Regions from separate parts of the Mus musculus genome. Here all the other regions are linked to region 2. The links are chromatin loops, found by intact Hi-C in ENCODE. Cell type or tissue: heart. All regions are shown on one strand.

The links. Peaks named below come from ENCODE experiments on the same cell type or tissue, not always from the same donor. Only the 100,000 strongest peaks of a DNase experiment are listed, where the experiment ranks them.
Region 1: a loop joins it to region 2, with 2.0 times the contacts of the local background. A loop is called at or near these places in 4 of 42 quality-filtered maps.
Region 3: it touches region 2 in a loop (2.2-fold over the local background); 5 of 42 quality-filtered maps call a loop at or near these places.

Annotation. Positions count from the first base shown.
Region 1 is chr17:74,593,940-74,596,439 of GRCm38, forward strand. It overlaps Birc6 (baculoviral IAP repeat-containing 6), which reads left to right. Exons shown (of 73, transcript NM_007566.3): 13 at 425-514; 14 at 931-1,062. Among named protein-coding and RNA genes, the nearest start is that of Birc6, 67 kb to the left of the region's middle. In heart, no CTCF peak of the experiment used is centred here; no DNase peak of the experiment used is centred here.
Region 2 is chr17:74,488,506-74,491,005 of GRCm38, forward strand. Yipf4 (Yip1 domain family, member 4) reads left to right here and starts at 988. Exons shown (of 6, transcript NM_026417.4): 1 at 988-1,289. The coding sequence starts at 1,211. In heart, no CTCF peak of the experiment used is centred here; a DNase peak (open chromatin) is centred at 986; H3K4me3 peaks cover 1,759 bases; H3K27ac peaks cover 1,349 bases.
Region 3 is chr17:74,603,554-74,606,053 of GRCm38, forward strand. It overlaps Birc6 (baculoviral IAP repeat-containing 6), which reads left to right. Exons shown (of 73, transcript NM_007566.3): 21 at 941-1,074; 22 at 2,436-2,500. Among named protein-coding and RNA genes, the nearest start is that of Birc6, 77 kb to the left of the region's middle. In heart, no CTCF peak of the experiment used is centred here; no DNase peak of the experiment used is centred here.

The DNA.
Region 1 (2,500 bases), 110 kb after region 2:
TGTGTGTGTGTGTGTGTGTGTGTGTGTGTGTGTGTGTGTGTGTATTCATGTGTGTATTCTCATGACATTTTCATTTAATGAATTTAGGACTTAGGCAGTTGGTATCTTTAGAACTTTGTAGGTATTTGTATTGTGCAGCTTAGGGAGGAACTTTTAATTTAGTTGCCAACAAGTTATATCTTCAAGCAAATATTTTATTACTGTTTGTAGAGAAGACAAAATATAAAATCATTGAATTTAATTTTCTCTTCTTGACAAGTATTTTATAGCATCTATGGTGAAATCTTAGTAGCTCCCTGTTTAGCAAAAGATTTGAGAGTTTTAGGCACAAAAATTATTGATATTGAGCAAAATTAAGTTTACTAATATTTTTATCCTCTAGAAACAGCAGTAGATAGGCAGATCACCTTTCCTTTGTCTCCAGCTCTTAACATTGAAGTGGAACATAATGGGAACCCGTCCCTGGTTGATTTGAATGAAGAAATGCACCACATGGATGTAGAGGAGTCACAGTGTGAGTTCAACCACAGAGCTGTTGTCCCTGGCAGTAAAGGAGTAGTGATTGTAATGCATCCTGTGGGGAAAGACTTCCTTGTGGCAAATAACTTATAATTCTGCTTTTGCAATGTGCTGTAACTTCCATCTCACCTTTGTGAATATAGCTGCACTAATACTTGTGATTTAGTCCTTAATGCCTTGCAATTTGAAATCAATTCATGATTCTATAGCTCCTCTTTTCAAAGTCAAGGTGAAATATAAAATGAGAGTGGAAAAAAACACGTAACAGATAACTGATTATACTAATGAGTTGTTGGAACACATTTTATGAATTGTATTTTATGCGGTGGTATCATATGGAAATGGGATGGATATATCTTTATTGGATTTCTGATAATACTCTGAAAGAAAAATACATATTTTTCTTTTTAGGTCTTAGGTTATGTCCATTCTTAGAGGATCATAAAGAAGACATTCTGTGTGGCCCAGTATGGCTTGCTAGTGGTCTGGACCTATCAGGTCATGCTGGGATGTTGACGTTGACAAGCCCCAAACTTGTTAAAGGTAAAGTGAGATGTTTTGTAAAAGTAGAGTAAATAATGCCAGCATAATACAGAAGACACTTTTGAAAACTGATCCCAAAATGCTGTTTTGTTTGGAACTTTGACTAGGACTTCCAGCGTCTTCCTATGTGTGAGGGTATCGCCTATCATGAGTGTGTGTGTGTGTGAACTGACTCTAGGTTTTCAGGTCTTCGTACGTCTTAGAGTTAGGGTGTGGCGTCATCACAGTTGGGTGTTTGAGGAAAGTGCATGCTTTATATAGGCTTCAGCATTCATTGGGTGGCTTTGAAACATACACCCCGTAGATAAAGGTAAGTTCTGTATATACAAGTTTCATTGTATTTCTTGACTGTATGGTATTTGTTAAAGATTTGAGATATGATGATGTATTTGGGTTCATTCTGGGAAGTAGTGGTATGAAAAACCAAATCTCTTACATTATTTAGACTATAACATAAGCTTGTAAGTGGGAAAATGTTTAGATAAAACATGGGGATGTGCCACACAGCAGGACTAGGAAACTCTTAGTGTTTTGCAGCATTTTTTTAAATCAAATTTCCCTCATGAGCTCACAATTATTTTTGAGACAGGATCTCTCCATAACCCTGACTATCCTGCTATTGATTATGTAAATCAAACTGGCCTGGAACTCAGAGAATCATCTGCCTCTATCTCCTTAGAGATAGGATCAGAGTTGTGTGCCACCACACCTGGTTCTCACGATCTCTAAGTGATGGAAGCAATGATTGCGGAATCTAATGGAAGAGTGAAAGTATGAATTGTGTCAAACAGCAGATTGAGATGGGGAGTCCTATCAAGTCCTAGTAGTCTAGGTGTATTAGTAAGAAGAGTGTAGCAGCCCTGGGACTACTTGGGTCAGAGAAAAACAAGTGACGTGTAGTCAAACCCTAGGGGCAGGCAGGGAAGTGGGAAGCTGCCGGTGGGTTTGCAGCTATTAAAATATGTAGCCCACTGCAGCAGTAGTCTGATGGTTTGTTCGTTAGGTCTATTTATTTGAGGATATTTTTGCAACATTTTACATTATAGATGGGATCTGTGATCTCAGTTTAGTGACTGTTGATTGCTTTCATCTTGAGAGATACAATTACAGGAGTTTTAGTTAACACCAAGGTGTAGGCACTACTATATATGAGAAGAAACCAAACCGGAAGAAGGAATTTTGTTGCATGCCTAAAAGCAGCATATTAATTACCCAAATCCTGGGTATATGAGTATGTGTGTATATCTCAAACCATTTTCTCTTCACTTCAAAGTTTTTCTTAACTGAGGTAAAAATATGTCTTTGATTTTTTTTTTTTTTTTAACTATAACCATTAAAATGCTTTATGTACGTATTCACACACTTCTATAAATGGGCAGACAGGAATGTTAGATAAGGCATAGTGAGGCAAAGAGACCTGTGTTCAGAGCACACATAC
Region 2 (2,500 bases):
TCTGAAGGATCTGAAGCCCTCTTGTGCCTTCTGCAGGCATCTGCACACACACATACCCTCAAGCACACACGCATAGCCTTTAAAAATAAAAACCGGGCTGGAGAGATGGCTCAGTGGTTAAGAGCACCGAATACTCTTTCAGAGGTCCTGAGTTCAATTCCCAGCAATCACATGGTGGCTCACAACCATCTGTCACGGGATCCAATGCCCTCTTCCTGTGTGTCTGAAGAGAGCAATGGTGGTGTACTCTTGTATAAAATAAATAAATTAATCTTAAAGAAATAATAAAAACGTAGGTGAATTTGCAAACTTTGGGTAGTTTATTAGGGAACAGATGAAATCAGCAGCAGGCAAAAAGCAAGGGCTTCTTTGCCCTAATTTATCCTTTCTGGACTGCTGCCTTCTTCATAAATTAATTTGGCCAGAGTACTTAAACCGTAGGTGGAAATTTACAGCTTTACAATGACCATTCTCCGGCCTCTTAATTTTGTTGATAAGGAGACTAAGCTTTGTCACGACACATAATTTCGTAAACATCCTATATAATTAATATATAGAATTATTGTGGCAGAATCTTGTGGTCGGAAATGAGGGGTTGAAGTCCTAAAACTTAAGTAGTTTGTGTGTGTGTTGTGTGTGTGTGTGTGTGTTGTTTTTTTTTTTTTCCTTTGAAAAAAAAAGGGCCTCACTTTTTTGCCAATGCTGCCTCGGCCTCTCTAGGAGTTCCGGGAATTACAAGCGTGAGCCATCAAACGACTAAGCTCTCAAATTGTGTTAAACAACAACGAAGAAGATATGTTTATAAAAACTCAAACAGGGAAAAAGGTAGACAGAATTATTTAAGTAAACAGCTGATGAGGGCGGAACAGAGATTTCAGAGGCCACTTCCGGTGTTGGAGTGGTTTCCGGAATCAACACAGAAACAGCCAATCAGAATCTTCTCGCGGGAGCCAATAGTCGAGCAGATTACAAACAGCCAATCCCGGCGGCGCTGTCACTGTTATGGTCCTGTCAGGGCCCCGGCGTCGTGGTGCTTGGGTGCTCGCCACCGGCTGGCCTCGGGTGCGACCTGGTCGGCAGCCAGAGGCTGCGCTTAGCTCGCGCGTCCCCTCCCTCGGCCGAGCCCGCGCCTCCTGGCTCGCAGGCCGCCCCTTAGCAGGTCGTCCCGGAGCCCCGGGCCCAGCCGCTCGTCAGCACCGAGGCCGGCGGGATGCAGCCTCCGGGCCCGCCCCCGGCCTATGCGCCTGCCAACGGGGACTTCACCTTTGTGTCTTCGGCGGACGCGGAAGGTGAGGCCGAGGCTGACCTCCGGGGCTCCGGGGCGGGGGGTTGGCAGAGCTGGGGGACTCCGCCCCTGTGCTCCCTGGGCCTTCCCGGAGGCCTCTGGGGACGAGGCAGGGTGCGGGGCGCCGGCGCTGCGGGCTGGGGTCCCCGGGTGTCCTGGTTCACCAGGGAACCCGCCGATCTGGTGGAAGGAGTTCTTTCTGAACTCCGCTCCGCAGTTACTCAAAAGAGTGAGGGATCTAAGGGAGAACAAAGTGGGGCTGTGTGGCTCTGCTATTAATAGGAAAACCTTCCCGACTGAGGTGACTTTTGGCAGGTTATGGAAAACTTACTTGAAAGGAGACGTGCTTTTATTTATTTATTTTTAATTGAACTTGATTTCTTGCCCAGATCCCTGGGTCCACACAGTTTGTAGTGTTTGGTCCCAGTGTTCAAAAAACTGTATTCAGGAGCATTTGAAACTTGAGGAATTCAACTTAGTGTTCCCAACAGTGTCTATAGACTTGGCTTGTACTGTTTGGAGCAAGCGACTGTGCTTGCTTAAAACAAAACAAACAACAACAAAAACAGGGAGAAAAAAAAAAAACAAAAAACGTTTCTACTGTGGGAAATTTCCCCCACCCCTCATTAGTTCAACTCCTTGTAACCTGGTTTTGGATTTTGCTTTTATTTAATCTTATTTACTTACCAGGGACCAGATTTTTGACTGCCCAATATGAAAAAACAAGTTGATTTCGATATAGACATGGAAATACCTGGTGATGAACCCCTTCGACCCCAGCACTTGAAAAGCAGAGGCAGAGAGATACCTGAATTAAAGGCCAGCTTAGACTACACAGTTATCAAGTTCTCTGCCTGCCGGGGTTACATACTGAAACCCTGTCTCAACAAAGTAGAAAAGAAATTTCAGTTTAAAGATGAACGTGAGTTTTCTCAGAAATCTGATTTCTTTCTTTCTTTTTTTTTTTTTTTGTCTTTTCGAGACAGGGTTTCTCTGTGTAGCCCTGGCTGTCCTGGAACTCACTTTGTAGACCAGGCTGGCCTCGAACTCAGAGATCCACCTGCCTCTGCCTCCCGAGTGCTGGGATCAAAGGCGTGCGCCACCATGCCCGGCTAGAAATCTGATTTCTATAAATATGATTTGTTTCTTTCTTAGTTTTTTTTTTTAACTCTTTCTTTGGTTTTTGTATTTTTTTTTTCATTTTTTAAAAATGAG
Region 3 (2,500 bases), 120 kb after region 2:
ATACTTTGCTTTGTTAATACAAGGGGTATTCAATATTATTTTTTAATGGTATGAATTTATAGGTATAATTAGTAAATCTCTTGTTACTTTTACATGAAATTCTTTTGTCTGCCAGTTGGAGTTTTAAATTTTTAATTAGCATATTGAATAACAAAATGTTGACTTTAAATTTTTTCTTTTTTCTGTTGTCAGCTGTCTCTCATCTTTGAGCTATGGTTTCTTTGTTGTAGCCTAGGCAGCCCTGGAAACTCAGAACTCTGCCTCATGAGCACTGGGGTCAAAGGCCGCCCCGTCATTTCCCAGCTGGTCTCCAGCCTTTAAGAAATTTTTATTTTATTTTGTTTTATTTTATTTTATTTTATTTTTTATTTTATTTTATATGTATGACTGGTTTTCATACATGTGCATATATGTGCTACATGCATAACTGGTGCTTTTGGATGCCCAAGAGGATTGCAGATAATGTGACCCTGGAGTTATGACATTTTAAGAACCGCCACGTGGGTGTTGGGAATCAGCAACTATTGCTCTTAACCATCAAGCTATCTTTGCAGCTTCTGGTCTTCAGGTTTTGAAGTTGGACATTTTATTTTTTCTCATTTACTTGAAGTTGCATTTTATTTTTGAAGTTGGACATTTCTTATTTGACACACTGCTTTTATGATAACTTTATAAATCCTGATTTTGATGTGGTTTTTTTTTTTTTTTCTTTTTTTTTTTTCTCTTTTTTTGGTTTTTCAAGACAGGGTTTCTCTGTGTAGCCCTGGCTGTTCTGGAACTCACTCTGTAGACCAGGCTGGCCTCGAATTCAGAAATCTGCCTGCCTCTGCCTCTGCCTCCCAAGTGCTGGGATTAAAGGCGTGCACCACCATGCCCGGCTCAGTAATTTTTCAATAAATGCCTAGAGGGTAAAATATTGAATACATTTCTCATTTCTCAGATATGGACTGTACAGCTCCCCGTTTGATCCAGTTCTCTTTGACTTGGAGATGAGCGGCTCTTCTTGGAAAACTGTGTACAGTAGCAGCACTGCTGTCCAGTCAGATGAAATCGACTTATCAGACGTTCTTTCAGGTACTGACCTCTTTTACTAAGTAAGGAGCGAAGAGTTCTGTTGTTCATAGTCAGTTCAGTTTTCTCTTTGTCAAGTACTGAGTTTAAGTTCTCATTGTCAGGTACTGAGATTAAGTTCACAGTGTCATGTACAGAGTTTAAGTTTTCAATGTCAGGTAATGAGTTTAAGTTCTCATCTCTCTTTATTATATCTACTCACATTTTTGTCTTCAGAACACTAAAGTTTTTTGGTTTTTTTTTTTTAGACCTTAACCATATAATGCCTGTGAACTGTAGTGCTATGTAATATGTAAAGTGTAGCTTTTGTGTCTGGCTTTGAGTGAAATATTACAGCTCTTGCCATGTTTTGAGTTAATCAGTGCAGGCTGAGAAATTGTTTTGAGATTGTTTGAACCTTGAAGAAATAGCTCTGCACTTGGTGCTACTTTAGATTTTGTACCTGCCCAAACATTAGTCTTAAGACACTCCTCGCGAACTTGGAGTTCTTAGTTTTGATTATGGCTAGCCATGGTCAAAACAGACTGACATTTGTGTGGGCTGTCTGCTTTCTCCGGCAGCAAGGGCAAGACAACTTTTGTAGTTGGAACCTTTCCCAGCCCCAATCAATTTTGTGTTATGATTGAATAGAAGTAACTGGAGTGAGCTAGTCTGGGTCAGTCTTTTCCAAGAAAGCTAAACCCCTCTGCTCTTTCAGAAAGTGAGGGCTTAGCATCTTGGTGAGCTTCTCTCTCTACTGGGGCACCTATGACCAACATCTACAAGTAATGATTGGTTAAAGCCATTTTACTTCATATCTCAGTTTCTTTGCCTGTTCTCAAAAAGTAAACACACACACACACACACACACACACACACACACACAAACACACACACACACACACACACACACACTCTCACAATTCAGAAATCCAAAATCTGAAACATTTGTCCACCATGTTAGTGGCCAAAAGTTTCATAGTGTATTTCAGAAGTGTGGATCAAGAATCCTTTATAGTGACATATGCAAACATTAAAACAATAAAAGCAGTTTTCAATATTTAAAACAAGTTATGATTCAGTTTAATTTTGTTTTTTATTGTAATCATTCCAGTGTAATTTTACTGTTCAAAAGATTTTGTTCGTATATACTGTAAGTTTCATATTACTGTGAATTCCTACCAAATTGCTTTCATTCCTATAGACATTTGTATGAAGGAAGCTAGTTTCTCTGTTTATAGGTTTTCTTAATATGCCCTTTGTTGATGTAGTGTGAGTTTTGTGCATTTTATGCTAATTAAGGTTGGCTAAATAATCATGATTATTGCTTCTTCCTGCCTTTTACAAGTCACCTTCATGCATTGTGAGGTTTTCTTTGTGTCTAGGGAATGGAAGAGTCAGCAGTTGCACGGCTGCGGAGGGAAGCTTCACATCTCTCACGGGGCTTCTA